Linked DNA regions of Mus musculus: regions 1 and 3 are each linked to region 2. The links are chromatin loops, found by intact Hi-C in ENCODE. Cell type or tissue: heart. All regions are shown on one strand. Each heading gives the region's core, and the rest is flanking DNA. Links, peaks and the distances in the headings are about the cores only. Region 1 holds the start of Lrrc57 (leucine rich repeat containing 57). Region 2 overlaps Stard9 (START domain containing 9). Region 3 overlaps Capn3 (calpain 3).

Region 1 (10,314 bases), core at 1,398-9,397, 60 kb after region 2:
CGGTGTGTGCTTGCAGGAGTGCCCACATGTGTGTTAAGGCTCCAATGTGAAGGTCAAAGAACAGTTTTCAGAAGTTGGTTCTCTACTTCCATGTGGGTCTTAGGGATTAACTAAGGCACTGGGCTTGATGGCACATGCCTTTACCTGCTTAGCTAGCTATATAGCATACATCTTTGAGTCTTAAAACTTTATTCCAAGAACATTCTCTTACATAATTACAGAATGTTCCCAAATTCAGATTTTTTTCCTCAGGAATTTTATTCTTTTTAACTTTTTTTTCTTCCATCCTACCTTCCTTTCTCTCTTTCTCTCTCTCTCTCTTTCCTTCTCTCTCTCTCCCTCTCTCTCTCTCTCTCTCTCTCTCTTTCTTTCTTTCTTTCTTTTGAAATCTCTGGAAACTGAACCAGGGCCTAATACATGCTAAATACTCAATTATTAAACTACATCCCCAGCCTTTCCCCTCAATATTTGTTAATTCTGTGTATATGTGTGTGCAAGTGTCACAGTGCTCATATGGAAGTCAGAGAACACATTTTCATCTGCTGTCTTTTACCTTTTACTCTGTGGGTGCCAGTATTTGAACTCAGGTTATCAGGCTTAGTTGAAAATGTTTTTACCCACAGGGTAAACTGCTCCATCTATCTGGCCCAACTTGTTTTGCTCCATTTACTATTTGTGTGTGGGTACATGCACACATGCTATAGCACATGTACCATGTAGATCCTGGGGACTAAACTTAGATCCTCAGGGTTGGTGGCAAGGATCTCTGCTTCTTCTTTTTTTTTGGGGGGGGGGGTGACCCTGAACTTCTCACTGCCTCCACCTCCCTAGTGCTGGGGTTAAAGGTATGTGCCACCAGACTATATATGGAGTGCTAGGAATTAAATCCAGAGCCTCACACATGCCAAACAAGTTCTCTACCAATTTCAGCTATATATACAGCACTTTCAGAGAATTTAACACTGATCTTCTGTTTTTGAGAAGTTACTATAGTTTGGAAACATTTGAGTGTGTCCCACAGCATTTAGGTGTTGACAGCTTAGTCTTCAGTGTGGTGGGTTTGGGATGAGGGTTGAGCTTTCAATAGGAATAGGGAGCAATTATATCGGTGAGGGCAACAACCTTGTAAAGAACTTAGCGCAACTAATTTTCAAGACCCCTTCCTGCTAGGTATGCAGATCCACCTGCACATGACTTTAGTCAAAATATTAAGGAGGCAGAGGCAGGTGGATCTCAGGGGTTTAAGACCAGCCTTGTCTAGCCTTCATAGTGAGACCTTGTCTCACAACAAACAAATAAACAAAACCCTTCCTGCTGCAAAGTGCTATTATTTTACTACTTTTTAAAAATGAAAAGTGTTGCTTTTATGTGTATGTGTATGAGTATGTGTATGAGCCAGTGATCTCAACAAATGAGCCATCTCAATATTCTTCTTCTTAAACTCTGCTTGTTTGAGCTTCAAAACAAAACAAAAAACATAAACAAAAACTTAGTTCTGCCCAGTTTCTGATTACTGGTTAGTTCTCTTGGAACCGATGTTATAGAAGAGTGAAACTGATCCCTGGATTCTCTGAATTCTTGTCCTGCAATATTATGTCCCTTCTTGTCAAGACCTCCAGTGCTAGAATGGCATCACTACAGCTGAGCTACCGTGTCCCTCCAAACCCATGAGTGAAGTAAATCTTTTTTTCCTTGTACATCATTAAGCTCCAGATTAGCAGAGAAGTCAGTCAGGCCATGTCTGTATACTGTTTCCACTAGTCAATCAACTGGACTGGTTCATAGCTAGAACTACATAGCTAAAGGTACATAGTAAGACCCTGCCTAAAAAATGAAACAATAACCCTGAAAACATGTTAGGGCATGTCTATGGGGCAATACCTGGGAAAGATTATGACATTAGAATTCTACTGCGTGGTGTTTATATGCTGGTATAATTCAAGAGCAAGCTGAAATCCTAGTGATTGTTCTCTTAAGCAAACTTACTCAAATGGGAAGGATGAATAAGATCTGCTGTATCCTTTTCTAGCTTCAAAAGTTCAAGTTCCAGATTGTTCTACATGAGGAACAAAAGTAAACTTTAGCTCACTCAGAAAACGTCCTGAAGTTAGAATCTTAAAACACTGATAAAAATGGACAAGCTACAGAAACATGGTACAAGACATAAATATATTCCTTAAATGGGATGGAAGGATGGAAGGGTGCTTTATATGATAGCCAGGAAAATCGTTGGAGCTTTCATTTTGGTATCTTGACTTCCTGTTCTACAATTAACTAATAGAACAAGTCCCTATCAGCCATGCACTAAACATTGTTTTTTTTTTTTTTTTTTTTTTTTTTTGGTTTTTCGAGACAGGGTTTCTCTGTATAGCCCTGGCTGTCCTGGAACCCACTTTGTAGACCAGGCTGGCCTCCAACTCAGAAATCCGCCTGCCTCTGCCTCCCGAGTGCTGGGATTAAAGGCGTGCACCACCACGCCCGGCCTTAAACATTGTTTTAATTGCAAAAGAACACTATTCAAAAAAAATTAAGAAGTGTTTTGTTTGGTTTAGTTTAAAGTCGGGCATCAAACCCAAGGACTCTTGTAGCTAAGCACCCACATTTTCTCTAAAATACAACCCAGCATACACCACACTTTTTAAATGGAGAAGTAGAAGTGAAAAGTTCATAATTTACCTGGTAGATTTCAGCTTGAATATCTGAGATCTGTTGTAATCTGGAAAAGTTCACAAAGCAAGGAGCCATTTTCTTAGATACATCTAACATCTCCTATGGTAAATAATCAGGGAAAGCATAGAAGTTTCAAAGTTAGCACACCGAGATACAACACAAGGGACTAAAACGATAGTATGTTCACAGCTGCAGCTAACATAAAGAACATATTAAAATCTGTTTTTATTTTTGATGAGGACTCATGCAGCCCAAGCTAGCCTTGAGCTTGCTGTACAGCCAAGGATGTCCTACAACTTCTAACCTTCACACCTCTATTTTCTAAGTGAACAGCATAACACCATGTTTGTGTGTATGTGTGTGTGTGCACAAGACAGACAGACAGACAGACAGACAGATACACACATATGCAGAGAGAGAGAGAGAGGGAGAGAGAATGTTTTGCATATCTGTGTGCTGATATTAAAGGGATGTCCCACCAGTGCCCAGCTGGATTAAATTTTTGATGGTCATAGTGTCACTCTCCATGATCCATCTGTCCTCTGTACTGGCCAGATAGGATAGTTAAAAGGAAATGTGTTGTAAACAACCACCCCTGCATCTTTTAGGTCCTTGGTTGTGTTGCTAATTTCTGCAATTCCTCCTAGGATGTAATACTGTCTTTGATTCACTATTTTTCCTGGTAGAGGCAACTTCGATGTCTTCCATTTGGCCTTTCAAAACATAATAGCCCTCACTCCACAAGTCAGGAAACCAATATGGGAATTCTGCCGACTTCTAAGTATATTTATCCCAAATATACATTCTGGAACTGGGGAAATAACTACAGGATAAGTTTGGGAACTCAATGGACCTAACAGTGAGTTGGACTTCAGCCAAAACTCCATTAATCACCTGACCTCCATAAGCATTTAATTTTTGGGCTCATGCTTCCATAAGTTAAGAGTCTATGAGTCTATGACTATCTTGACAGACAGCATGGTTGCAGACAGAAATAGCATGGGAGAAGAAGCTGAGAACTTACGTGTTGAGAGATAAGCATGAGGCCAAAAGAGCCTCCAAGCCCACGCTCAAAGACAAACATCCTCCACCAAGACCACATTTCCTAATATTTCCCAAACAGGTGAAATCCTTCCATCAAATGGGTACTAGGTATTCAAATATATGAGTCTATAGAGGCCATTTTCACTCAAAGCACTACAGTATACATATGATTAAAATCAGATGCTATAGGAAGGAACATGGACACTAGAAGAAAAGAATGTTTGACCTAATCTATCAACCAAAGTAGAGAAACAGGACTGGAAAGAAAGCTGGCTTGGCATTTAAGAGCATTTGTTGTTCTTGCAGAGGACCCAGGTTCAATTCCCAGCAACCACATGGGGGCTTACTCCAGTTCCATGGGGATCCAATGCTTTCTTCTGACCTCCATGGGCAACAGGCATGCACATGATACACATACATTCATATATATATAATAATCATTTACAAAATAAATATATCTTAAAAAAAAAAAGAGTAGAGAACCACTCAAACCATGCCTGTATGTAAACAATTCCTTCCTTTAGAGCTCAGGCTATAACCTGGGACCTTTGTAGTGTTCTGCTTTCAATCTTGATGCTATATCTCTCTATATTCTGTGTTATTCCTTCCCTCAGAATAAAGCTGTTTTCAATTCTTTAGATAAGAGGCCAGGAACCTAAATCTTTCTAGCCCAGACCCCAATAGTAACATAGATTGGGTTAGACTAGCTAGCCAGCAAGCCCCACCTGTATCTGGCCCCTAGCTCTAGGACACGCACCATCACATACTGCTTTTACTTGGGCGTTAGGGATCTAAATTCAGCCCTCCATATGGTTGACACGAGAGACTTGGGAGTCTTAGGAGCTGGAAGCAGGAAGATGGCTCAGTGTTCAAGGCTAGCCTAGGATAGAGTGAGGACACCTCTCCATTAAAAAAAAGGAAACACCTAAAAAGACTAAAAAATCTTCCAGTATCTCTCAGCAAGCTGGAAGAATTAGATCCCATTACCCTCTCCTCTTTGCCATATCATCTTATAAAGTGAGTTAACAGCCAGGCATGGCGGTACACACCTGTAATGCCAGGGATAGTGAGTTACAGACCATCTAGGGCTACACAGCAAGACTCGGTCTCTAAATAAATAGTGCTAAAATAATAAGGGTGAACTGTGATGGCATTACGCTGTGAAAGATTTTGGCCTTTTCTTGGAGGCCCAGCATTGCTTCATACATCACCTGGTTGCTATGAGAACAAAGTTAAGCCCCCAGCCCACAGGAACAAGGTCCGGATGCCCTTTGGCTGACATGTAATCTTACTGTTAATGTTTGAATGACCCAATCCCATACCTTTGTTAAAATTCCTCGCATCCCTATCCCTTTTTCTTTTACAAAAACCCCTAGCTCTGGAGACTCGGGGTCGACTCCCCTGCCTCCTGTGTGAGGTACGTGTCGGCCCAGAGCTCTGCCAATAAAGCCTCGTGTGTATTGCAACAAGAAGGATTCTTGTGTGTTCGTGGGTGCACCCTATCCCTGGACTAGAGTAGGAGTCCCCATATCGGGGGTCCTACAGAAGAACTGTATTAAAGGGTCGCAGCCTTAGGAACACTTGTTCTAGAGGTAGTGTCACTGGAAGAAAAAAAAAGTGGAGCGCTGTTCCATCTCCCACAAACCGTCCTGGGATAACCCGCAGGCACTCAAAACAGAGTGCTCAGTCACTCAGTGCACCAGCCACTCAGTCCCTCACACTCGAAGAACCCACGGGAGTATGGTCACAGTCCTCAGCTGGCTCACTCACGCCCGCATAACCAGGACCACCACCTCACAGCAGAATTCTGTCGCCACCTTGATGACGCCATCGCCGCCCCCACGTACCTTAGTGACTATGCCCGAAGCTACCAAGTGGTTTAGCAGTAACCCAGCTGCAGTCTGCGAGGACGCTGGGTCCCACGGGTTGGCGGCCGCCATGGCTTCCGCACACCTCTGGAACTGGCGCGAGGAGTGAGGGGCAACACCGCGAACAGGCGCGCGGTTTGATGATGTCACAGGGCGTTCCTGCCCGGGCGGAAGCCCTGGGAGCGCGTCTCAGGCGAGCGCGGGTCCCCGGTGTTCCCTGGCGGAGTCTTCTTTGCACTGAGCGGTAGGAGGCGAGTCTCAAGCTCCCTGTTCCGGCAGCAGCTATCGGAGGCTCCCTGGCCCTTAGCTCTGCTGCCAAAGCATCAGGACCTTGTGGTAGCGCTGCCTGCTCGCCTGTTTTCTCCTTGCCACTCTTGGGCTGGCCCCAGGGAAGTAGGGATAGGCAGAAGGTGACAATTGGGACAGGAGACCCAAACGGGAGATTTAGCGACGACTGTATGTCTAGACTAGGCGGTGACAGCTATGCTTCTTTTCCTGCAGGGAACTGAGCCGTGGCGCTAGGATGGGTAACAGTGCTCTCCGTGCTCATGTGGAAACAGCGCAGAAAACTGGTGTCTTTCAGCTTAAAGACCGTGGTCTGACCGAGGTGAGACCTGAGGGGACCGGACCAAGAAACTAAAAGGGCTAGGGTTGGCGGGGTGGCGAAGACTATTGGTGCAGGATTTTTCCAAACTGTGAGCTCCTTTCTCCAGTTCCCCTCAGAGTTGCAGAAGCTGACAAGCAATCTTAGGACCATCGATTTATCCAACAACAAGATTGACAGCCTACCGCCTCTGATAATAGGAAAGTTCACTCTGCTAAAGAGCCTCTCCCTCAACAACAACAAACTGAGTATGGAATTTGTGTCTGGGCAGCTTTTGCTAGTAATCAGCAGTTATGAAGGGTGTTTTTCCTGTTAGATGATTTTTGTTATGAAATCATTTTAGGGGATGCAGAATGTTAGAGTATTGAAGCTTTAATCTCTTGTAATTAAATATAAAAGCCTCTTTGGGTGGTATAATGATTATTACTAGGTTAATTTGGACCTGGAAGACCTTTGGGAATCGATATAAACAGTTATCTAATTTCGGGGCAGGGTGGAATGGGAGGATCTTTTAAACTCCCTCAGATCGTTTTTAGAATACAGCTAAGCAAAAGGAACCCCTTACACACATACACAATTTTCTGCATTTTGATGGCTTCTTAACCTCCCAAACAGTTTGTGAAACCTAAACATGACCTGTGAGAATTCTATGTAAGAAGCCAGACCTGGTGACTTAGACCTACAGTAGCCCCAGCTACTCAGAGGTTGAGGCAGAAAGATCTTAATTTCAAGGCTATCCTAGACAACTTAATGAGATCCTGTCTCAAAAACAAGATGAAGCAGGCTACCATACTGTCTTTTTATAAATGTCATTAATTCTATCGGATTTGTTTTTTAATTTCTTCTTCACCAGCTGTTCTACCTGATGAATTATGCAATCTGAAAAAACTAGAGACACTAAGTCTCAACAACAATCACCTGAGAGAGCTACCATCTACCTTTGGGCAGTTGTCTGCCCTGAAGACGCTGAGCCTCTCTGGGAATCAGCTGGGAGCATTACCCCCCCAGCTTTGTTGCCTGAGACATCTAGATGTAGTAGATCTCTCTAAAAACCAGATTCGGAGTATACCTGACACAGTTGGGGAGCTGCAGGCCATCGAACTCAATCTCAACCAGAACCAGGTCCATACTTTGTGTTGTTTTGCCCCTCTCCCCAGTGTATGTTTGCATTTATGGTCTTCTGATTTCTTGTTCCTTAAACGATAATCATGGAGTTGGAAATTAGAAGCTAAAAGATATATAAGGTGAACTTACTCCAATGCCCAGAATCATGGAGTGGGTTGATAGTGGCTGTGTAATTGTGTTGAAAGTGTTTTGAGGAAGGAGTAACAGGGTGAGATAATTACACACACACACACACAAAATTAAACCTATCGAAGGTTTTACAGATATTTTCTTTTCACACCCATTATTTAGTGAGGAGCCGTGTCAGGGGTGATATAGTGTAGGAATGAGACCTGTACCCATAGGATCTGAGAGTCAGACGTTAGAAATTGTTGAGAAATCCATGTGATAGCTGTTCTGGAGCTACGTTATAATTGGACGACTTTACATGTGAAATGTTTTGAAGCTCCTTGGTTAACATTAGTATGGAGATGGTGCTCTGCTTCAGATATGAGGCACAGTGATGAAACATTTGAGATTCGGTAGCCTTGAGTTTTTAGCATTTATGTATATGTACATTATGCATGTATATTAGCTACTATGTTCATGTTATTACTGTGCTAAATTGTAGTTAGCATAATATTCAGCCTTTGAGGTTGGTTTTGTCTTTTTCCTGAGATTTCTAGGAAAGAACTGTCATTGGTATTCGTTGAATAATTCCACATTCCCTACTACTAGACCAGTTTCTCAGACCTTACTTGGATAACCTGGGGACCTTAAGGTCACCTAAGTGTTTGATTCAGTACGTGAGAAGTCTAAGAATCTGCAGAATCTGCATTTTCTGTAAGTTCCTAGGTGATGGTTTGAGATGCAGGTAGTCAACAGAATTTAGTGACCAGAATTTAGTTTTAGTGAAAACTGTAGATACACAGCTGTATTCGAGATTAGTACACAGGACTGTTGATACAGATTTTGAAGTCACAAGTGAAATGGTTTTAAGAATGATTGTTTTCTAGAAGGTTCTAAATGTTAAATAGGAAGCATTAGGAATTTATTTCTGCTTGAATATAATTATAAAGAAATAAAAAGGGTGGTGGTGATGCATGCCTTTCATCCCAACACTCAGGAGGCAGAGGCAGGGAGATCTCTTAAGTTAGAGGCAAACTTGGTTTACAGAGCAAGTTCAAGGCCAGTGCTTCAGAGAAATTCTGTCTCAAAAAAACAAAAAGAAAGCAAACAACAAAAAATGACACCCCCAAAAAATTTTCAGGAAAAATTCAGAAGTCATGCACTAGAGGGAGCCTCAAGAAATGGGTAGTCCAGGCAGATGCTGCAGTGTGGGAAGCATGACTTTGGCTTCAGCAGAGTGGTAGGTATCAAGATGTTCATGTGGTTGTTTCTGAGTGGCAGCTTGCTGGTAAGCTTTTCCCTTAAACTTACATTATTTCCTACAATAAATACACAGTGCTTTTATTATTGGTTTTTATTTCTGAAAAGCTACTGGTAACCTTCAAATAATTTGGAAGTGGAGGAGTAACAGAAGGTATGTTACAGGCTTCTGTGCGAGTAGGTAGTGAGAAAACGGAGGCGGTAAAAGAAAAACTAGGACACAGTCAAGAGCTGTTTCAGTGTAGTAACGTGGCCATTATGCTCTCTGTCCTCTTACTGTTTGGTTGTTGACAGATCTCTCAGCTCTCTGTGAAGATATCCTGCTGTCCTCGCCTCAAGGTCCTCCGGCTGGAAGAGAACTGCCTTGAGCTCAGCATGCTTCCACAGAGCATCCTCAGTGACTCCCAAATCTGCCTGCTTGCTGTGGAAGGCAATCTCTTTGAAATAAAGAAACTTCGAGAACTAGAGGGTTATGATAAGGTGTGTATTAACATCTTTTACATTTTTAGTGCCTGCTCCAGAGAAAAAACTAATGAGATTAAACTTAAGTGATGTCTACAGTTAGCATTTGACAAGTTTGTTTTGGAGGTAGCTCTAAGACTTGGCCAGACTGTATTGTGCCAAGTGACTTTCTCCACATATTGATTATCGCACTGCATCTTTTGATGTTTCCTAGCCAAAAAAAAGAGGCAAAAATTAATGAATTTAAGTAGATTTTGCCAGGTTTGGAGCAGGGTTTTAATCCTAGCACTTGGGAGGCAGAGGCAGGCAGATCTGAGTCCAAGGCCAGCCCAGGGCTACATAGTGAGATTCTGCCTTGAAAAGGAGTTAGTTTTGTATGAAATTAATCAAGTCAAATTAAAAAGAAAAAAAAAACATAAAAACGTAAGTCAAAAAGTATCCCTGGGGGAGGGGGGGCTGGAGAAATGGCTCAGGAGTTAAGAGCACTGACTGTTCTTTCAGAGGACCAGGATTCAATTCCTAGCCCCCACATGGCAGCTCCCAACTATCCATAACTCCTGTTGCAGGGGATCCAACACCCTCACACAGATATAGATGCAGTCAAAACACCAAACTACGTAAAATAAAAATAAATCATTGAAAAAAAAAGGATTCTTATATTTGTCTACACCAAATGCCATATGTATAATTTTCTTTCATGTTTTTAGTACATGGAGAGGTTCACAGCCACCAAGAAGAAATTTGCATGATATTCTCCAGGATCATGGGACAGACTTGGAACCTCTGTTGAAATCTGACTGAGTCAAAGGCTCCTGATGTTGGATACACTGCAGAGAACATTTTACTTAATGACTTTTTCCTTTTTAGGACTATGTCAGATAAGCTGAAGGAAAGGGATTTAGGAGTAGGAGACAGGAAGAACCCTTCATCTTGAGCCGTGTAGGTCATGGCCAGTGTTGATCTTCAAAACTATCATTAGTTGGGCTCTAAGGAACCTGCTGTTCATGAAGGGAGGAAATGCTGCTTGCCATAGCTGGAGACTTTGAGTTTGCGAACTGTCAGCTTTCATAAAGTCTTTCCCATCACCTCTGTGTTAATACTTCATATTTTTTATGAAATTCTAATTTGTGGGAAACGTATGACTAAGGATGAATGTGTTTGTTCCTGTACACT
Region 2 (10,314 bases), core at 1,642-9,641:
ACTGAGGCAAGAAGATCTCTGAGTTCAAGGTCAATCTACAGAGCAAGTTTCAGGCACCTATAATGAGGGTCACCCACAGTGACACACCTACTCCAACAAAGACACACTCTCTGGCAGTGCCACTCCTGGGCCAAGCATATACAAACCACCACAGATACCTAGGAGGAAAAGTTGCCTGGGTCATATGATTAGGTATTATCTAACGTTTAAAGAAACTACTGGTCTTTTCTAAAGTTGTGCCATTTTATACATATAGTACAGGATTATAGAACTCTAGCCTTGTCAATATGTAATGTAAAAACTCTTTAAAATTTTATCCATGGTAGTCATACAATGGTGGAGCAAGCCTTTAATCCCAGCACTCAATAAGCAAGAGCAGAGGCAGGCAGATCTCTAAATTCAAGGCCAGCCTGGTCTACAGAGTGAGTTCCAGGACAGCCAGGGAACTGTCTCAAAATACCCAAACAAAAAATAACAAAACATTATTCATGGTCAAAGGTAGGTTTTAACTTGTTTTTCTTTAATTACTAGTGATGTTGAACATTTTTCTCAAGTACTTAACTGCTCACTCTCTCTATCACAGAATAGTATCAAGCTTGCAATTTTTCTGCCTCAGCTTCCCAAGTGCTAGAATTAAAGTCCAGCACCACAATGGGGTCGGTTTCCTTGAAACAAAATTTCATGTAGCCCAGGCTGACCTTGAATTTCTGAACTTCTTCCCTGTGCCTCTCAAGTCCTGAGATAATAAGCAAAGGCTACAATCTCATTATTTTGTTTTTCTGTTTTAATTGTTTAGATACAGACCTTAGCCCAGGCTGGCCTTGAATTTGGTTTTTGTTGTTTGTTTGTTTGTTTGTTTGTTTGTTTTGGGGGGCAGGGTTTCTCTGTATAGCCCTGGCTGTCCTGGACTAGCTTTGTAGACCAGGGCTCAAATTTACAGAGATCCACCTGTCTCTCCCTCCTAAATGCTGGATTAAAGGTGTGTGCCAACTTGCCCGGTGGCCTTGAACTTGTTATAGCCCAGACTGATTTTGAATTCCTGATCTTCCTGCTTGTACTTCCCAAGTACTTCCATGTTTTGATTCAATTAGACTTCTAGTCTCTGCTGACTGAACTTCATGTCAGCAGGGAAATGCATTAAAAGATCAGGATACTTCAGTATTCACTAGCCACAGTGCTCATTTGTGCTTCCTCTATAAATATGTACAGGCTCAGTCAAATCAGGACTATGTGAGTGATTTTGATCTATTTAGTCTTATTTTTTTAAAGATTTTTTTATTTTTAATTTGTGTGGAGGGGGTATGCTCACATTAGTGCTAGTGCCCAAGGAGGAAGCTGGACCCCCTGAAATTGCATGTGGTTGTGAGCTGTCTGACATGAACAATGGGAGCAGAGTTATTATTAAACCTACTACACCTGTATCACCTCTCAGAATTCCCTGTTAAGTCCCCAGTCTGGCAGTTCATGACTTAAATGAAAAGGATCCACATTGAAAGCTAAGGAAATCACCGATCTGCTTGTCCCTGGCTCCCGCAAGGTACTCATTATAACTAACCTCACAAAATCAAGTGAGCCACTCTGAAGGCTGCAATGGCTATTGCTAACCCTCAGGCCTTACCTTCTACAATGAACTTCCTCACTGGAGCATCCAGAGATGAGCTTGGGCATGGGAGAAGCCAAGTCAAGAATACCATATATCTGTGCTGTTTTTCCTCGCCATCCTGTACATCCTGGGTGTGTACTTTGCCGTATGCCTCTAGTCTCTCGGAATTCAGAAATAGTTTTCTCCTGTTTTACACTTGTCTTTGGAAGCTGCACCTGTCAATCTTCTCACTCCATCATATGGGAAGTGAAATTTATGCTTTCTTCATTTTAATATGTGCTTTCATTTCAACCTTGACTTTCATTTTAGACAAGCCCATACTGATCTAATAAGTGTGGAAATATTCTGAACTGTCCTGAGCAGAAGATAAGCAGAAGATATTAAAGAAGCCAATGGTATTAGAGAATGTGTAAGGATAAAGGGAGGAGGGAAACAAGGCAAAAGGTATGCGAGAAAGGAACCACAAGGCACAAGAAGAGAAAGAAACCCTCCAGTAGGGAGGAGCAACCAACCTGTGTGCAGTGGATAGTGAAGATGGCATGGGATCTGCTGCTGGCCTCGTGAACATGGGTGGCTGCTGTGATCCTGGAGACACAAGGCAAGACAGTTACTGCAAGGACCATGTAAGTCACCATGGTGGGACTGTGGTCAGTGAGATGGTTTAGTGAGTGAAGGTCCCCGCTGCCAGGCCTGACAATCTGAATTCAACCCCCAGCAACCACATGGCAGCTCACAACCATCTGTAACTCCAGCTCCAGGGAACTGACATCTACTTCTGGCTTCTGTGGGCATAGCACACACGTGGTACACATACATTCAGGCAAGACAATCATACATATAAAAATAAATTTCAAAAAAGTGGTCCAAAGAAGGCAGAAGCCAGCCCAGCATCGATGTAAAAAGCTAGGCATAGTGGCACAGGTCTGTGACCCCAATGCTGGGAGGTAGAGGCAGGAGGATCTCAGAGGGGCTTACTAAGCAGCTCTGGTCTAGCCAATCAGTGAGCTCCAAATTCAGTAAGAGACCCTGCCTCAAAAGTAAGGTGGGAGGCAATAGAGAAAGACACTTGACATTGAGTCTATATACACACACACACAAATACACAAAGAAGTAAATAACTATTTTAAAAAACCAACACCAGCACACATATAGAAAAAAACAAGTGTGCGTAGTAAGTACGCTGCAGAAGCCTCGCAGACAGCTAAGCTATAAAGCAGAGAATTCACCCAACAGTGTCAGAAAGCCTTTTGAATTTGGATCTTGAATTACACTGAAGCCATGTTTAAATGTGGAACTCACAGCGGATCTTAGAAATCCATTCCAGTGTTAAACCCTAAAGCTACCGAGTCTCTCCTTACCTAAATCTAGATCAATGATTCCTCTAGTTAAAACTATCTCAGACTATATTTCACTGACTTCTAAGGATTTAGAGGACAGAAAAGGCTAAAAGTCTATGAGGTGTTCCTATACTCAAGGATGCAGAGGGCTAAATGAACCTAACTCTTATATTTATCCCGTTTGTTCATTTGTTGGCACTTCGGATTAACCGAGGGCGCATGCTAGGCAGCCATGCTACCACTGAGTCACATTCCAGTTCCCGTTCCCTCACGTAGCCCAGGGTAGCCTCAAGTATGTGGCTGAGATGGGCTTTGAACTTCTTATTTCCATCTCTGAATGCTGGATTACAGCTGTGAATCATCACATCTGTTTTCCACAGTGCTGGACTCATACTGAACTACACACCAGCTCCTCACACTCCTTTTTATTTTTTCAAAAAAAATTTTTTTAGATTTAGATTTGTCTATTTTACATGTATGAATGCATGTATATATGTACCATATATATATGCAGAGGGCTAAATGTATATATGTATATATGTATATATAAATATATATATACATACATACTTAGTACCTGAAAAGATCAAAAGAGGTTTCATATGCTGCCCTGGAAGTGGAAGGTACAGACTGCTGTTAGCCTTCACTGGGTGCTGAAAATTGAACCTTGGTCCTTAAACATATTATGCAACCTAGGCAGGTCTCAAACTGAATCATCCTGCTTCAGCCTCTCCCACTGTTGGCATCACAGGCATGTATGTATCATCATGCCCACCTGCATCTTAACTCTTGTTGTTTTGTTTTTTAATTTTTGTTTTGTTTTTTTGAGAGCAGGACTCTATTATCATCATCTTCTTCTTCCTCTCCTCCTCCTCCTCCTCCTCCTCCTCCTCTTCCCCCTCCCCTGGAACTGAGTACTAAACCCAAGTGCTCTCCCACTGAGCTAGGTCCTCAACCTCCAAGGTGTCTCTGTATAGCCTTGGCTGCCCTGGAACTAGCTATGTAGACCAGGCTGACCTCAAACTCACAAAGGTCCACCTGGTATGTACCAACACAACCAGCTTGAATCATAACTCTTAATAATTCAAGAGCTCAGCTTATCCTGAAGACCAGGCAAAACTTTCTTCTAAGAAAGTTCCATGAAATTCTGGGACTAGAATGTTAAATTTAAGTTATTTCCTTTGTCTTTCAGCTAAAGGGCCTAGTAGTAACAGGATAAATAACAGGATAAACATCTCTTCCCAGGGAAAACAGCTTCCCTAGATGGCACTTATTAGTAATATTTTAAGTCCTCACAGTAGTTGAAAACATGAGATGCTATCACACTGCAGAGTAGTGTTAGGAGCATGTAAGTTAATCTCTTAGTTTCATGTGCCTATAACCTCACAAGTTTGGAAAACTACAAGAAAAAATGGTTTTATGAATCATTTTATCCTATATTCATTTTTGCCAAGCTGAGAAGACAGTTCTACCCAATATTATCATGTCCAGAACAAACTCTATTTCCTTTGTAGTGCGAAGAGCAGTAACTTAACCATGTTCTTGATCTGAGAAGACCTGGCTGTACACTGCAGAGAAGTGCAGAGAGATCACTACAAAGGTGGCCCCCGAACTCTCCTTTGGCCATGCTTTCCAAAGGACAGGAAAACACAGGATTGCAAAAGCAGGCTGCAGAAACACCCCACCCAACAAACGTCTTACCTGTTTGCTATCCCTGCCTCCAGGAGCTGGATAACCTGCTGATAGTTGGTAACAACATGCTGAGACAGACCTTGTGGAGGGAGAAAAGAAATCACATGAAACTTCTGGTAAACTAACTTTTCCTGTGGCTTCTGACATTCTTCTTACAACACTTACCTATTATTTCCTATATGAGTTTAAATGCAGGCCCACCATATTGCACATGTGCAGTCAGAGGACAATTACAGGAGTCATTTTTCTCCCTCCACAGGGAGGATCTAGGCATGGAACTTAGGTCATCAGGTTTGAGGGCAAAAGCCTCTAGACCCAATGAGCCATCTTTCCAGCTCTAATTATTTTTTAATTTTTAATTTACTTATCATTCTTATATCATATCACTTGATAAGCTAGAATGAGGAATCCTGACTAAGATTACTCAGGTAAAAATTAATAAATATGTATGGAAACCTCTCATCAAGTGACCGGCGTATTTCCACAAAGATTATAGTTTAGAATTCATGCAGTGGCCATGCTTACAACAACAACAAAAAACTCCTTACAGCTTTACTACAGAAGTTAGAAGAAATCTCATTCTCATATTATTGTTGGGCCTCACAAAATTCCTGATAGGAAAGTGGTATTTTACCCACAAGGTGGCAGACTCAGCTTAGCATACAAAATACATAGTAAATATGTTTCTCTTCTTTCACAGTTTACAACATAAAATTGCATGATATGACACATTATAGACAAACGCTACAGAAATAGAAATGTTGCTACAAACATGCCAAGCAAATCAGAGCAGTGGTCAGGGTGGGCTCTGTGGGTGAAGCAAGGCTACGACAAGCCACTACAGAATGAGAAGGCTTCAGACAGGTGGAAGTGAGCCTACTGACACAAAGAAAATCCTTATGGCAAAGCCACCTACAGCACTTACCAGTGCTAGAGAACCTCTGCTGAGCATCAGAGCCCCAGGGACAAGACAGTGCCATAGGTCTACTGCTAAATAAATGTATAGTAAAACCTGACAAACAGACCTGAATAGTGACTAAACTGCAGGTAGTAGCTGCAATCAATTTTCTGAGCAATTTTCCAGAAATCAAGGGACAAGGGTTACAGTTCACAGCAAACCCAAATTGCCCACCCCCTCAATTTTTGTTTGTTTTATTTTTTGAAATAGGGTCTCAACTCTAGCCCAGGATGCCCTTGGACTCAAGAAAATCCCTTTCCCCCAGCCTCCTGAGTGCAGAGATTATATATAATGCCTGCTTAGACATCAGTCCTTATAGAAAGAAACCCAAAGGACTACAAGACAAGAGGGAGTTGGGGTAGAAGTAAATAAGCCTTCCCAAAGTCTGCCACTGAGCTTCTCGTGCCTTCTACTGGGTCCTAACTTACTTCTTAGACCCTAGTGCTCAAAGGGACTTAGAAGAAGAAAGGAAGACCAATTCCTAAGAGCAGCTTTACAAATACTGACTGCCACAAAACTCACTAGCAATTCAAACATACATGTAAACCTGGGAATATAAATGAAAGATCCCCAAGGAAGATGAGGGCACTGGAATTACCAGGCAGATTTTAAAGCCATGCTGGCTGGTATTTTCAAGGACTTATCAGACAAGACAGCAAAATGCCAGTGGAAACTGGAAAGTCAAGTGGAGGTAGGCTGAGGTCTCCTGGCTGTGTCTGAAGAGGAGGGAGGGCAGAGAGAAACAGGAAGAAAAGGAGAGAGAGCGAGCAGCAGGGAATGGTTTGAAATGTGGAGTCTGAGCACTGATGTATCTATTTGACAGTATTGTTTTACATGGAAAATAAAATTAAAAGGGGCATTTTTATGAGTCCAGGCTGCCGGGGGGAAGAAACACTTGGTAGCAGAGTCAGAGAATGCCGCTGACCATCTATCAGCCATGCCTGTTCAGGAGAGTTCTTATGTCTCTCCTCATCAGGATTTAAGTTAGCAGACACTGTGAGGAATGAGTTACAGGCCCCAGACCTTAGCATAACTGACACCATGCTAGAAGTACAGAGGCACCGCTCGGACTAAGAGCCTAGCGTGTAGACCTTAACACCTGCCAAAACGAGAACAAAGGCCTAATCCACGCAAGTCCAGAGTTCCAAGAAAGTCACTAAACATACTATCCTTCTGTTTTGGCTTCTGGAGTTCCTCTTCTTGGCTGACTGTTCTTGCTAAGGTGTGTTAAACCAAGATGTGGAGGCTTTGTTTGTTTGTTTGTCTTTCTGTGCTTAAAAGCTCACCCTGACAGCTGGAGAGATGGTTCAGAGATTAAGAGCACTGGCTGCTCCTCTAGACATCCTGAGTTCAATTCCCAGCAACAATGTGACAGCTCACATACATGCAGACAGAGCACTACATACATAATAATTAAATCTTTGCTTAGTCAGCATCAATTGTTACCTGTCAGATCTGTCAGAAGAGCTTCTCTTGACCACACACAGAGGTTCAGTTGCCTACATGTCCCAGGAGTCTTTTTTTTTTTTTTTACAGTTTATTCTTTTTGGTTTTTTAATACACGATTTCTCTATGTAGATGTCCTAGAACTTACTCTGTAGACTGGCTGACCTCGAACTCACAGAAATCCACCTGCTAAGATTACAGGGGTCTTTCCTCCTCCTCCTCCTCCTCCTCCTCCTCTTCCTCTTTTTGGTGTTTTGAGACAAGGGTTTCTCTGTGTAACCCGGTTGTCTCCGCTCTCCTGGAACTTGCTCTATTGAGCAGATTGGCTTCACCTGCCTCTGCCTCCCAAGTGCTGGGACTAAAGGTTATATACCACCATGCCTGGCTTCAGGGGTCTTCTCAATAGCTGTATCTAGCTACTTTATAAACCTTTGTCACAACGTGCAATTGTTTGCCTCATGACACTTTCAGCAGAATTTAAGCTTGCCTGTGAAGCTTGCCATGTCATGTCAGCAATGTCCAGCACAGTAGCCAGCACACAGAAAACCTTCACTTCACATGCTGAGAAAGTTATCAAACATTAGGAGAACTTCCTAAACTTCAGGGGGCTCTCCAATTCCCACGATCACAGAAGCTCACCTTGGACGTAGGGTCCCATCTCTGGGTGCTCCCTGACCCTTAAGGTATAGGACTTATTTTGATTGGATTGTTTCAAAAGATCTCTCACCCGTTCGTTGTAGATTTCTAGGAAGCTAAAGACACAAAAAAAGGCATGGCCATTAGATTCTGTAGAAAAAGGAAAAATACTAAACTGAGAACCACAAGGTTTCCTGTTCTGGCTCTGATAACCTTAAGACTTCAACCAAGCCAGGGCATCAGTCATGAATGCTGGAAATAAAACAACCCTTTGCAAAAGCGGTATATGTGCTTGTGGTAATTTGAATGAGAAATGCTTACAGTCTCAGGCATTTAAATGCTTGGCCCCTAATTCACCAACTAGGCACTATTTGGGGGAGGTGAGGGAGGTTGTGGTGCTTTGAATGAGAATGGTTCCCATACACCACAGGCTCATAACTTAAACGCCTCATCTCAAGGTCCACTACTAAGCCAACAGAGGAAATTAAATGTGAAGGTCCCACCCTTGGCCTTGCTGTCAGCTGGACAACTCTAATCTGTTCTACACATCAAGACTGTGAACAAGATGTTATACTGTCTAGAGATCTATTTCATTTTTAACTAAACCAATAATGATTACATATAACAGGAAGGGAAGAGAGGAGGTGAGAAAGGAAGGAGAATACAAGGTTTAAAGAAAAACTAATAAAGTCAGGCAGTGGTGGTGCACACCTTGAATCCCAGTACTCAGGAGGCAGAAAGTGTGCTGATGTCTGTGAGTTTGAGGCTAGCCTGGTCTACAGAGTTAGTCCTATGACAGTCGGGATATGCAGAGAAACTGTCTCAGAAAAGAAAGAAAAAAAGGAAGGAAGGAAAGATGGTAGGAAGGAGGAAGAGAGGGGGGAAAAAAGAGGGCTAGAGAGATGCACTGACTGCTCTTCCAGAGGTCCTGAGTTCCATTTCCAGCAACCACATGGTGGCTCACAACCATCTGTAATGGAATCTGATGCCCTCTTCTGGTGTGTCTGAAGACAGCGACAGTGTACTCATACAAATAAAATTATTAAAAAAGGAAGATAGAAAGAAAGGAAGAAAGAAAAGAAAAGAAAACCTAGTAATCATATATCAATATTTTTCTCAATGCAGCTTGGTAAAACTTTGTTTTGCTAGGCCATAGAGGATCATGCTTATAACTACAACACTTGGGAGGGTAAAACAGCAGGATAAAGGGTCTGAGGCCAGCCTAGGTTACATAGCATGATGCTGTCTGACAAAACAAAACAAAACAAAACCTTGTACCTAGCACTAGTCTGGAAAGTCGGTCTGAAATCTCCAGAATGAGCCAACAAGGGTTAGGAGGGGAATCCCAAAAGCAAGAGTGAGACAACAGGAAGTGAGGGGAACAGAGGCACAGGAGGAACCTGATGGGCTAGTCCGGGGCAACCCAAAGGCTTAGTATGTGTCCCATTTCCTATACTGCATGATGTGTCCTCTGCGGATTTTCTCCACCCCTCTGCTGACCCTGACGTGAAAGGAGCTGGGGATGGAAATGGGACATCTGGGGTCTGGGGCTTGAGCTCTTACCTTACTTTTATGCTACGGGAACAAGGCTGAGAGGCACAGTCATCCTCCCTGATGAAGAGACCCTGCACAGACCAGAGCGTTAGGCTTTACTGAAGGAAGCTGACATAGGAAGCCCACGGGGGGAGGACGTGACCCAAAGAGAATCTATACCTCACATATCCTCGGAGTCAGCCCAACAGAGGCCTGGTGACAAGAAAAGGAAAGCATTACTGTTGACCCACACTGCCCACATGCCCTCATCTTACCACAAAGCACCTGGAGTCCCTGAGCACACAGGGTGGCTGTGTGTGCGAGCTAGCCTATACAGCAGTGTATAGAAGACTACTTGCTGGCACTTTCAGGAGAGACTAACAAAAGGGACGGACATACAGACGAGGGGCAGATTATCACCATAAGACAAATAAGAGAAGCAGGAAACCTAGGCATATGCTTTCCTGCAGTGAACTTCATCGTGCTTAGATGAGTTCACACTACTAATGTGGTCCCTTCTAGATCCCTACTGCTACCCCTAGACACTGGACACATGAACGAACACCCTCTGCAAAACTGTGCAGAAATTCAAAGAAGCTGCTATTTCCTCTACCTCATATCCAGAGGTTTAAAGTTTTATTCTCCTTGGTTCATTGGGCAATTTCTTCTTCTTCTTTTTTTTTTAAAGATTTATTTATTTATTTATTTATTATATGTAAGTTATTATATGTAAGTACACTGTAGCTGTCTTCAGACACTCCAGAAGAGGGAGTCAGATCTTGTTACGGATGGTTGTGAGCCACCATGTGGTTGCTGGGATTTGAACTTCCGACCTTTGGAAGAGCAGTCGGGTGCTCTTACCCACTGAGCCATCTCACCAGCCCCCAATTTCTTCTTTTAATTTCAAATATCTGAAACCACACTACTCATGGACAAAGGAAACAATGAGGAAACACTTCACAGAGAAGTGGCTATTTCAGACTGTCCCTATGCAAGGTTATCTGTCAACCACTGCCCAAGTCATCTCATTGGCATACTTCTAAATCTAAAACAAAGGATAGACTTGTTTGTTTGTTTGTTTGTTTGTTTTGCAAGGCAGGATTTCTCTG
Region 3 (10,314 bases), core at 1,035-9,034, 190 kb after region 2:
AAGTTAACCATCATCCATGTTCTTTGTTTTTAGAAGCAGGACCTCACTAATCAAATCAGGTTGGATTCAACTTTTCAATTGCTGGAACTACTGGTAGTTTCTTTTAAAAATTTTTGTTTATTTAGTGTGGGGAGGAAGTGCATGCAGAAGTCAGACAACAGGTTTCGGGAGTCCATTGTCTTTCTACCATGTGGATTCCAGATCAAACTTAGGTCCTCAGGTTTAGTAACAAGTGTCATTACCAGCGAGCCATCTCACCAATGTGGCTCTTGCTTTTACAGCATCCACCCCATCTCAGGAGGAAGCTGTGTGTTGTTGTTAGCTGAGTGAAGGGCCTCCCTGGAATCACACTTACGTCAATGGAGCAGCCCATGAGGGAGCCTCTCTCGATAGCTTTCCTCATAATCTTGTACATGTCACTCGGAGCATCCTTGATCTCAAAAAACTCTGTCACCCCTCCTGTGAAGTCCTCCATGGCTTCTGTGGTATTCCCACCTTTCAGAGCTTCATAGGAGCCATGGAGCCTTGGAGAGAGGACAAAAGGCAGTCTGGAGTCTAGGAGTTCCAGGAAGTATGACAAGCTGAGTTAACTCTAGGCCAGAGAGGGCCAGAAGCATTGTCATGACGGTCCCCATTTCCCACAGCCCTCTTCCACTATCTGCTAAATCTAGTGGCGGAGGTGGAGGGCTAAGGTAAGAGACAACCTGGTCTTATGAATGTGCTACAAGTATATGGTTTTAAGCAAGTAAGATCCTAGGAGCTGAACTCCAGAGAAGCAATGAGCTGATGAAGAAGACTTGAAACACCATGATGAAGGCAGGATCAAAGAGCTGACTGTAGGAAGCTGAAGACTTACTGCACACATCTTTATATCTTTTTGCTTTTATGTTTTTCAGATAGGGCTCCTACTGCCCAGTCCTGATCTCAAGCTGACTCGGGCTCTTTACTGGACTCCCACAATCCACATGAGCATGCATTCACATGCCTAGCCCCATGTGAAGGAGACTTTGGCTGAATCTTGAAATCCATATCCCCCACCCCTGTAGTCCTAAATGTTTCCCATCCTAAATGTTGCCTTACTTGGCATAAGCCTTCTCAAGGAGAGCACTCCAGAACTCATTGCGGTGGTTGGATTTGGTGAAAACCAGCTGATTGTTGTATGTTGGCAGACAGTCGTCAATGACCACATCTACCCAGTCTCCATAGCGCCAGAACTGCAAGAAGAAAGAAGCCCAGTCACCCCTGTGCACTCCCTTACCTGATCCCACATCCTATAGGACTCTGAGCCAAAACCCTACCATTTCCTGGGCTTTGCATCCTGAAGCTTGTTCATTCTAGTCTGGCTTTTGAGTGTGTAAATCTATCTCTAACTAGGCCATGAACTTCTGCAAAACAGGAAACTGCATATCCCTTAGTGTCTGTCAAAAGCCCAGCCCAGTTCTAGACATAGTAGGTCCTCTGAATATCTTAGGGTTTGAGACTTTTCTCCCTTGCCCATAGGTCTGGGACAGACCTAGTTTAAATACATTCGTGTATCCCAAGTGATTCCAGTGCCCGCCCAGGATTGAGAACTCATGATTAAGGAAAGCTGTAGGGCTAACTAAAGTATTTCTCTTTATCCCATTTTCTTCTTTCCTCCCCTCCCCTCCTCCCTTCCTTTCTATTGTGTTTGAGGCACACAGGTCAGCAGGCAGTATGCCTTCCTCCCTCCCTTCCCATGGCACATCGTCAAGGATGAGAAGTCAGGGGTCACAGATAAACAACTTGTTTTTACTAGGTACCCAGGCTAGCCTCGAACTTATCTTGATCTTCCTGTCTCTGCCTCCTGAGTGCTGGCATTATAGGTCTGTGCCACCACACCCAACTGATTTATTTATTGATTGATGGCTAAAATGGAAAAGGGGAGTGCACTGGATATGCTGAGGTACCATAGGAGTGGGATGTCAGCTGATCAGTTTGAGTCATTCTCGACACTAGGAAGTTTCAGGGCCAGAGGCACGCTGCTCAGAACCACAGAAAGTTCCAGAGCCCCACATGCAGGTCTCAGATCTGTTCTGATCCAACCCAGAATTTGTCTCTGCATCAAGATGATCAGTGCCCAGAAAAATTCTAATGGATAAATTAATTCTAGAACCAATACTTTCAGGGCTGGGTCAAACCAGCCACTAAATGCCCAGAAGACCAGAATTTTCTGGTAAGACCTAGAAAGGTAAGTGATAGCAGTAGGAAGGTAAATAGACTCCTCTGTCAAGGGTACAGGGTCATGAGCCAGGGATCACAGAAAAAAAAAATCCAACACTTTCAGGCTGAGCATCTTAAGAACCTGTTTGAGGGGGGGGGGCTTCAGGCAATAACATAGCAGCCAGCCAGCTGGAGGACAAGAATAGGCACTCAAGCCAGCAGCCTGGATGACTTTCTCTCCCCCTTTCTGGGGCACAGTGGAAAGTATGTAAGTTGGAGGGCACAGATAAACACCTGCTTCTTTGCAAGCTTGTAGCTGTAAGTGGGTCATTGCCCACAGGTAGGTGTGTAGAACCTTTCCTGAGCCAGCTGGGAAGTCAAGGCCGGGAGACCCAGGGTGGCCAGACTGTGGCTGGGTGGTGCTATACTTGTCTGAAAATATCTCTTGACTCAGAAGAGACTGAACGTTTCCGGGACCTTGCAGCCAAGTTAATAATATGCCTTGAGATCATTTAGGGCTATGTACTTAGCCTGCTGGCCTCTCTGCACTCAGCCTGGGGAAGTTTAATGGGCCTTTCAGAGAACAGAGCAGCCAACCTCATTATGCTTTCGATTTCCCAAGTAATCAGCCTTTATAACCTAAGCTAAACACACAGCTTTAATCTCAAGTTATGTACTTTACTATTACCATGACCTAAGATTATGCACGCTGTGGTAATAATTTCCTGAAAACAGCCAAGAGGTTGGAAGCAACGGTACGCAACAACTACCCCATTTTGGAAGCCACACGTGGATGTAAGTTGATAATATGTCTGTGGGTTTGTGCTTTTGATTCTCTGGGTGATTTGAGGTCAATAAAGTGATTTCTTTCCTTGTAAAAATCTGTTCAAGATTTCTGCAAAGAATTTCTGTACTGTTCAATGAATACAAACCAAAGCCCTCTGTTAGGCACAGATTCAGACAGACAGACAGACAGACAGACACACACACACACATACAACTAGGCAACAGACATATGACACAGGCACAGATGAGAAAAAACACAGACATGACAGCAAACACATACATTCATTAGATACACAGGCAACAAGGACAGATGGGTCACACACACACACACACACACACACACACACACACACACACACACACACACAGAGAGAGACACAGACACCAGACAGACTACAGACAAGAGAAGGTCACCTCCTTACTACAGCACGGAACATTTTGGTGCCTTCTCTGAGGTTATCTTTAACTGAGGTATGGCTGCTGTCTCAACCACACCCCCATTTCCTCACCTGGAAGTGGAAGATCCCTGCGTAGTTTTCAGTGAAACTTTGATCATGGGGTATAACTCGGAAAAGCAGCCGCTCATTCAGGGTCAGGCAGGCGATGGCTGCAAGAAACCAGCAGTCCCCTGCAAGCAAAAACAGACCCAGGTAGTCAGATGGGGGCTTCCCCTCTCAGAAGAGCCCTGCCAGCCCCAGTAAGAAGCTCCCCATAGCTAATGACTCGGGATGCCCACTGCCCTGCTTCCTGCCTGCCCTCAAGTAGGTGTGAGCTCAAGCAAGGAGACTGTCAGGGACAGGAGCTCCTCAACGGCACGAGCAGCACGAGGACCGGGTAACTCATTCTCTCAAGACAGGCTTTCCTAAGTTAGGCAATGGATTCCTCCTTTAATAAAACACTTCCTGGTCATTCTCTCTCTCCATGTGCAGGGCAACCGCAACATGTTGGAACAATAAATTCCTCTTGCTTTTTACATTGTAAATAAATAAATAAATAAGTCACTTCCTTCTATGGTCTCAGTAGAGACAACAGTGGTAATTATGGCTGTCCTCTGTCTTTGTAGGGTGAGCCCATTTCCCCTTCTGGCATCACGGAAAACAGTATTAGAGAACCATCAGCTAAGCAGACGTGTGTCAGAAGGCAGGGGTGTTGGGCAGCTAGCTGCCACAGAACCATTCTACACAGGTCACTAAGGCTGCCAAAGGGACATGCCTGGTACCCTGACAATTCCATAGCTCTACTGGGGGCACAGGCTAGCTGCCACACTGCTGGTGGGAAGAGAGGCTTGTAACCACCCAAACCCCCTATCTCCCTGCCTTGACTCAGCTCAGAAGCAGTGTATTGGTTTGAGGGCTCAGGGATTAATTTGTCCACACCCTCCAGGCAGTGTCCCTCAGATGCCAGAAGCCACTGTACCTGAGGTGTTCTCAGCCTCCCTTTCTGGAACAAAGTGATAGGTATTTTTCAGTTGTTCCTGCTTTTTTTGGGTCAAGTTTTAAATAGTCCTTTAATGTTCTCTCCAGTTTCTCTTCACAGAGCTCTCCTACAGTCTGCCTAGGGAGGATGCTTCCAGAACAAAAGGTGGAGGAGAGGAAGGGACTCAGAACAGTCCAGACGACAAGGTGACAGAACCTTGTCCTCTCCTCTACATGGCAGACGCCGCCTCTGCCAAAAGACTTCCTTTAGTGTGGAGATGCCTGATCTGAGGACCTGAGACTGACCTCCAGATGCCACACGGAAGAAGGAAAAACCTGGCCCCCACAAGGTGTCCTTTGACCTTCACAGGTATAGGCCATGGTATGTGCACACAGACAGACAGACAGACAGACACACTCACTCACTAAATAAATAAATAAAAATTATTTTAAAATATTAGGAGATGCACTAAAAGAGAAACCAGAATTTATCCCTTCCCATCCTGAATAGAGATCTCTCAGGTTAACTAACCCTGGGTCACCTGGTAGGACATAGAGGATTTTTCCTACCTAGATCTCCTTGGCAGATGTCAGTCCTGTTGGCTCCACCAATGATAAACCGGGGATTCTCACAAATTTCCTGTGAAATCAAAACAGAAACAACCATTGTAACACCATTGTAGGAGTCCTGGCTGAGCTGATGGCCTACTGCACTGGGGGCCAAAGATTTACACTCACTGTCCCCCTCCCCGGCCTCCACAGCCATCCAAGAGGAGAGCCAGCGCTCTTCTTTTGAAACCAGAAAGCTGAAGCTCAGAAGTTGGTGTATTGGTGCACAGCTGTAATCCCAGCACTGGAGGAGCTGAGGCAGGAGCATGGCTAGTTCAAGGTCAGCCCGGGCTTCATTGGGAGACTCTGTCTCAAAATGAACAATAAACATCTGAGGGTCAGAGGAGGTAAGAGCCTCAAAGCTGTCCCCTCTTCTTTCCATACCACGTACTGGGTAGAATGTTCTTTGAGAGGGGGGACGGGCAAGAGGCTGCAGAACTTATGGCTTTGTTTTCTGTAAACTGGGGCACAGGATGGAAGAGGAGGAGGAGGAGGAGCAGGAGGAGGAGGAGGAGGAGGAGCAGGAGGAGGAGGAGGAGGAGGAGGAGGAGGAGGAGGAGGAGGAGGAGAACAATCTTCCCTTTTTAGAAATCCGGACACAGGCCTTGGCAGTTGCGGAAGCAGACTGTAAACCCCACGAGAGCCTCACCTCTTCCCCCCTCCCCAGTTGGAAGGGGCAAACACACCCACAGCAGCAATGGTGGCAGCTGCAGTTTCCAAGCCCATGGGCTAAGTCACGCCCATCAGCAGCCAACAGACAGCACTCTTGATTTCATTCAGTGTCTGCTTCGTTTTAAATTTTTTTGTTTTTGTTTTGTTTGTTTGTTTTTCGAGACAGGGTTTCTCTGTGTAGCCCTGGCTGTCCTGGAACTCACTCTGTAGACCAGGCTGGCCTTGAACTCAGAAATCCGCCTGCCTCTGCCTCCCGAGTGCTGGGATTAAAGGAGGCGTGCACCACCACACCCGGCAATTTTTTAAAAAACTTTTAAACTCATTAAAGATTCAGTGTTTTGATTTTTAATGTTGTTCTTCACAGCTTCAAGAAACCTTGTTATTCCTGTGAAGTGTTCTGTGCTAGCTAGTTTTATGTCAGCTTGACACAGTAAAGTTATCTGAAAGGAGGGAGCCTCAACTGAGAAAAATGCCTCCATAAGATGTGATTGTAGGGCATTTTCTAAATTAGTGATTGAGGGGGGAGGGCCCAGACCATCGTGGGTGGGGCCATCGCTGGGCTGATGATACTGGGTTCTATAAGAAAGCTGGCTGAGCAAGCCATGAAGAGCAAGCCAGTAAGCAGCACCCCTCCATGGCCTCTGCATCATCTCCTGCCTCCAGGTTCCTGCTCTGTTTGAGTTTCTGCCCTGAGTTCCCTCAGTGATGGGCCGTTCCTTACCTGGAAGTGTGACCTGAAATAAACACTTTGCTGCCCAAGTTGTCTTGGTCATGGTGTTTCATCACAGCAATAGAAACCCTAATTAGACATGTCCTCTGTCTTTCTGTCTCACTGTCTTTCTCCTTCCTCACAACTACACAATTCTCCCAAGTGAGCTGAGCTCTGCCCTCACACTCAAGGTTGTCTCCATCCTACTACATAGAAAGGCACATCCATATCATACCATAGCTCTCCTGGCAATGAATAGGCATAAGTCAGTATTGGTATAAAGGGCTACACAGAGACACACAGAGTACACAGACCTCTCATGCAGAATTATAAGACTTTCTGCACCCAAAGCAGTGCAACATATCAAAGTAGTCAATGTGAGCAGTGAGGAGGCATTTTACAGTCTGTGCCTGACCTCTGCGATCAGCCTCCTCAAAGCACATAAGCCCAGGGCTGGAGAGATGGCTCAGCCTTTGTTGAGCACCTGCCTTCCAATGGTCTGTAGCTCAGTTGGTCTGTAATGGTCAGTTATAAGGGCTCCAGTGCCATCCAGTGGCCACCATGAGCACTGCATGTGGTATACACATACTTAAATACTCAGCTACTTTAAAATAAATAAAAAATTATATATAAAAAAACCCAAACAAATCCATAAGTTCAGCCTACTCGGAAGAAAATTCGAGAGAGATGCCATGAGAGGTGTTTTACAAAATACCTGATTAGTGCTCTGTGAAAGTGCACAGCTCATTGGAAACCAGGAAAACTTGAGAGGGGAGGCTAAGGACACAAGACACATAAGTGAATACAAGGGAGGAGTCTTGGAACATAAAAAGACAGAGGAAGAACCCTAAGGAAATAACGTGTGGACTTTGTTTTCAATAACAAATCAATCTTACTGATCGCCGAGGTACAGGTCATGATATAACAAGGAAAACTGGACTAAAGGTAGCGGTCTCCTTACTTGTGGGGTATATCCCAAGACCCCCAGGAATCTGAAACTGTGGTTATGACCAATGCCCATATAGATCATTAGACTCCTTCCTATACACACACCAATAGTTTAACTCATAAATCAATGAGAGATGACTAATACTACAATAAAATAGAATAATTAAAACAATGTACAATAGTGGAGGTTATTTAAAACTTCTGAAGTATTTCAAGAATTTCCCATTTAGTATTTTCGCACCCCAGTTGACTACAGGTCAGCAAAAACTGCAGAGAGTGAAAAGCACAGGTAAGAGGGACTACACATGGGAGCCCAGCGCTATCTTTACAGTTTTTATGTAATCCTGTAATTGTAAAATTAATTTAAAATTTAATTAAAAATTTAAAAAGTAATTTAACTAATTAAAAATTGCATATACAGTAAAGAATGTGCCTTGCAGATGTTCTGGGTTTTCACACACACACACACACACACACACACACACACACACACACACTCACGCACACGCACACGCACACTCCTTGCCAGCTCTAAATATAGCAGGCTCCCTTGCAGCTATAGGCACCGCCTTGCAGGAAGAAGGGCTTTGACGTCCTCCTGCTGCCATGCTGGGGCTCCTAGGATGCCCCTTGATAGGGCAGCCTGGATCAACTGTCTGGCTGGTCAGCGGGGACTTTTCTGTTTAAGCAGACTTGACACCATGCTAATGAACCAGCTTCGTCCAGAAGGCTAAGGCTCGCCTCCAGCCTCCTGTCAATTCACTGTCCATCCCTTCTGTGGACCTGAAACTTCAAGCCTCTGTTCTCTTCACCACTCCACTCTTCCCTCCCCAAACTCCTGGTCTCGGGAAGAACCGAGCTGATTCTACCTACGAATCTTATGGGAATTTAAATCAATGCATTGGCACTCTTAAATATAATCTCAGGGATCTAAAGGCCATCCTAACCCTCGCCACGCAGTTCAGGAATAGAAAACAACATCCTTAGCTTCTAGCATAAGAAGTTAGGTATTTGGAGCTGGGGCTTATGGGTAAGGGGGACATTAATAAGCTAGTTGCTCAGAGTTGGGGTGAATCCACAGCCCCACGCTCTGACCACTTTACTCCCAGTTCCCCAACATCTGTCTACAGATTCCATGCCCCCTTTATCCCTACCTTTGGCCTCTTCCAAGTGATGGCCTTCATCTTGGCTTTCTGGCTCAGCTCATGGGAGCCAAGGGCCTGCACACCTGCTGGGAAGACACGGTCTTCAAAGAGGCACTTCTGAGCCAGACACTGTTGTTTGAGAACGACAAAATCCTGCCCCTCAAACTTGAGAGGTTGTGAGACAGTGCCCTCTCCATTTCTCCTGTCCCTTTCTCGGATCACCCTGTCACAGAAGAATCCCGGCAGCAGGTAGGGCATGATGACCAACAGCGGAACCCGGCCTTCCCTGCGGCCTCTCCAGCTGCACCCTCAGCCCAGGCCTAATCCTCTGGTGAATGGCCCAGAGCCTATATAGCTCCTCCACCCTCAGCAGCTTGATGCAAATGAACACGGTCCAGAGAAAGGCTGTGGTCAGAGTCAGCAGCTTTGTCCAGAGGCCCCTGAGCCCATGGTCTAGGGGCAACACAGGCAAGTCGGAAAGGAGTCAGGGAGGGGGAGCGAGCCAGCCAGAGATGGCTCAGGGGACAGATAACAATGCCTTGTGGACCTTTAGGGCACCTCCAACAGCCTTGCTGGGACTCTTGCTTTAAAAAGAGAAAATATAGTTTCAGAGAGCTCCCCTTGCCTCAGCAAAAGGCATTCATGCCTTTGACACTGGCGGTCAATGGGATATAGCATGGGGCCTTCTAAACATGCTGTATACACTAATCCTATACAGGCTGCTGAATGCATAGGAGGAATCTGCTGCAAGCCTTTGTCTGAGGGTAATGAAGCCTCCTTCTCCCGATGTTCCTGCCCCACCCCCTGCAGACCTTAGGGGCTCAGATCTATGAGGATGCAGAGGGCAAGCATCCCTATTACAGTTGACTCCAGGGCGAATGCAAACACCTAATGCTTTACGATTAGCATCCCTGGGTAGGAAATGTGTGAGTTGGGAGCAGCAGGTAAATGTGGGTTGGAGCGCTTTCTGTTGTTTGTGTTTTATGTTTCACTTTGATTGTGAGACAGGGGTTCTCAGGTAGCCTGGGCTGGCCTCAAACTTACTATGTAGCTCAAGATGACCTTGAACTTTTCATCCTCCTGTCTCCACCTCCCTAGTCCTGAGAGCACAGGCATGGACTAGTGCATCTGGTTGGGTGGTGCTTGGGATCAAACCCAGGACCTCACACATACTAAGCCAGCTCTTTCCCTACTGAGTTGCATCCCAGCCTGTGTGTGCTGGGGTACTATCCTAAGAGTGCGTGGCTTCCCCACACTGTCATTACGTTTACAGAGAGAACTGAAGACACCGGGAAGGTGAGACTGGCAGGCTGCATGCTAGGCTGTCCAGTCCCCACCAGTTCACTGACATCCTCTGCCAACATCTACTCCGTGAAACTTAAAGCGTAGTCAGAACTTCTGGCATCCACATTAAATGCTACAGCCATGTGAAATGCAGCTTTCCAGTGGGTGTGATGGTACAGACCTACAATCCCAGCACTTGAGAAGTTGAGGCAGGAGGATTTCTTTGAGTTATAGGCCAGCCTGGCCATCGTGGAGAGTCCTAAGCCACCATTAATTATAGAGGAAGACTGTAACAAAAGCAAAACAAACAAGCAAAAGCAAACCAAAATTTAACAAACAAACAAATAAAAATCCAAGTTTTTGTGGCCTAATCTCAGGATTCAAATATCCCCAAGTTGAGGTATGGGCTGGCTTCTGCATTTATTTATTTATTTATTATCCTCTCTGTGTATATTATTCTCTCTCTCTCTCTCTCTCTCTCTCTCTCTCTCTCTCTCTCTCGGTGTGTGTGTGTGTGAATGTGAATGTATTATTTGAGTGTGTATGTGTGTGTTTGTATATAAGT

Evidence for each region. Peaks named below come from ENCODE experiments on the same cell type or tissue, not always from the same donor. Only the 100,000 strongest peaks of a DNase experiment are listed, where the experiment ranks them.
Region 1: it touches region 2 in a loop (4-fold over the local background); 7 of 42 quality-filtered maps call a loop at or near these places.
Region 3: a loop joins it to region 2, with 4 times the contacts of the local background. A loop is called at or near these places in 16 of 42 quality-filtered maps.

Annotation. Positions count from the first base shown.
Region 1 is chr2:120,604,793-120,615,106 of GRCm38, reverse strand. It overlaps Lrrc57 (leucine rich repeat containing 57), which reads left to right and starts at 5,749. Exons shown (of 6, transcript NM_001159612.1): 1 at 5,749-5,992; 2 at 6,084-6,189; 3 at 6,296-6,434; 4 at 7,040-7,308; 5 at 8,974-9,159; 6 at 9,849-10,314. The coding sequence starts at 6,106. The coding sequence ends at 9,890. Haus2 (HAUS augmin-like complex, subunit 2) reads right to left here and starts at 5,725. Exons shown (of 6, transcript NM_025475.3): 1 at 5,562-5,725; 2 at 2,677-2,769; 3 at 1,987-2,056. The coding sequence starts at 5,654. In heart, for the core only: CTCF peaks have their summits at 5,818 and 8,576; a DNase peak (open chromatin) is centred at 5,736; H3K4me3 peaks cover 2,369 bases; H3K27ac peaks cover 2,009 bases.
Region 2 is chr2:120,665,477-120,675,790 of GRCm38, reverse strand. Stard9 (START domain containing 9) reads right to left here. Exons shown (of 33, transcript NM_001370940.1): 5 at 9,386-9,418; 6 at 9,236-9,297; 7 at 7,676-7,788; 8 at 4,642-4,711; 9 at 2,116-2,188. Among named protein-coding and RNA genes, the nearest start is that of Stard9, 42 kb to the right of the region's middle. In heart, for the core only: a CTCF peak has its summit at 5,272 (motif pointing right); no DNase peak of the experiment used is centred there.
Region 3 is chr2:120,475,391-120,485,704 of GRCm38, reverse strand. It overlaps Capn3 (calpain 3), which reads right to left. Exons shown (of 24, transcript NM_007601.3): 2 at 4,953-5,022; 3 at 3,477-3,595; 4 at 1,081-1,214; 5 at 356-524. Among named protein-coding and RNA genes, the nearest start is that of 4931402G19Rik, 11 kb to the right of the region's middle. In heart, for the core only: a CTCF peak has its summit at 6,926 (motif pointing left); DNase peaks (open chromatin) are centred at 2,604 and 6,899; H3K27ac peaks cover 1,227 bases.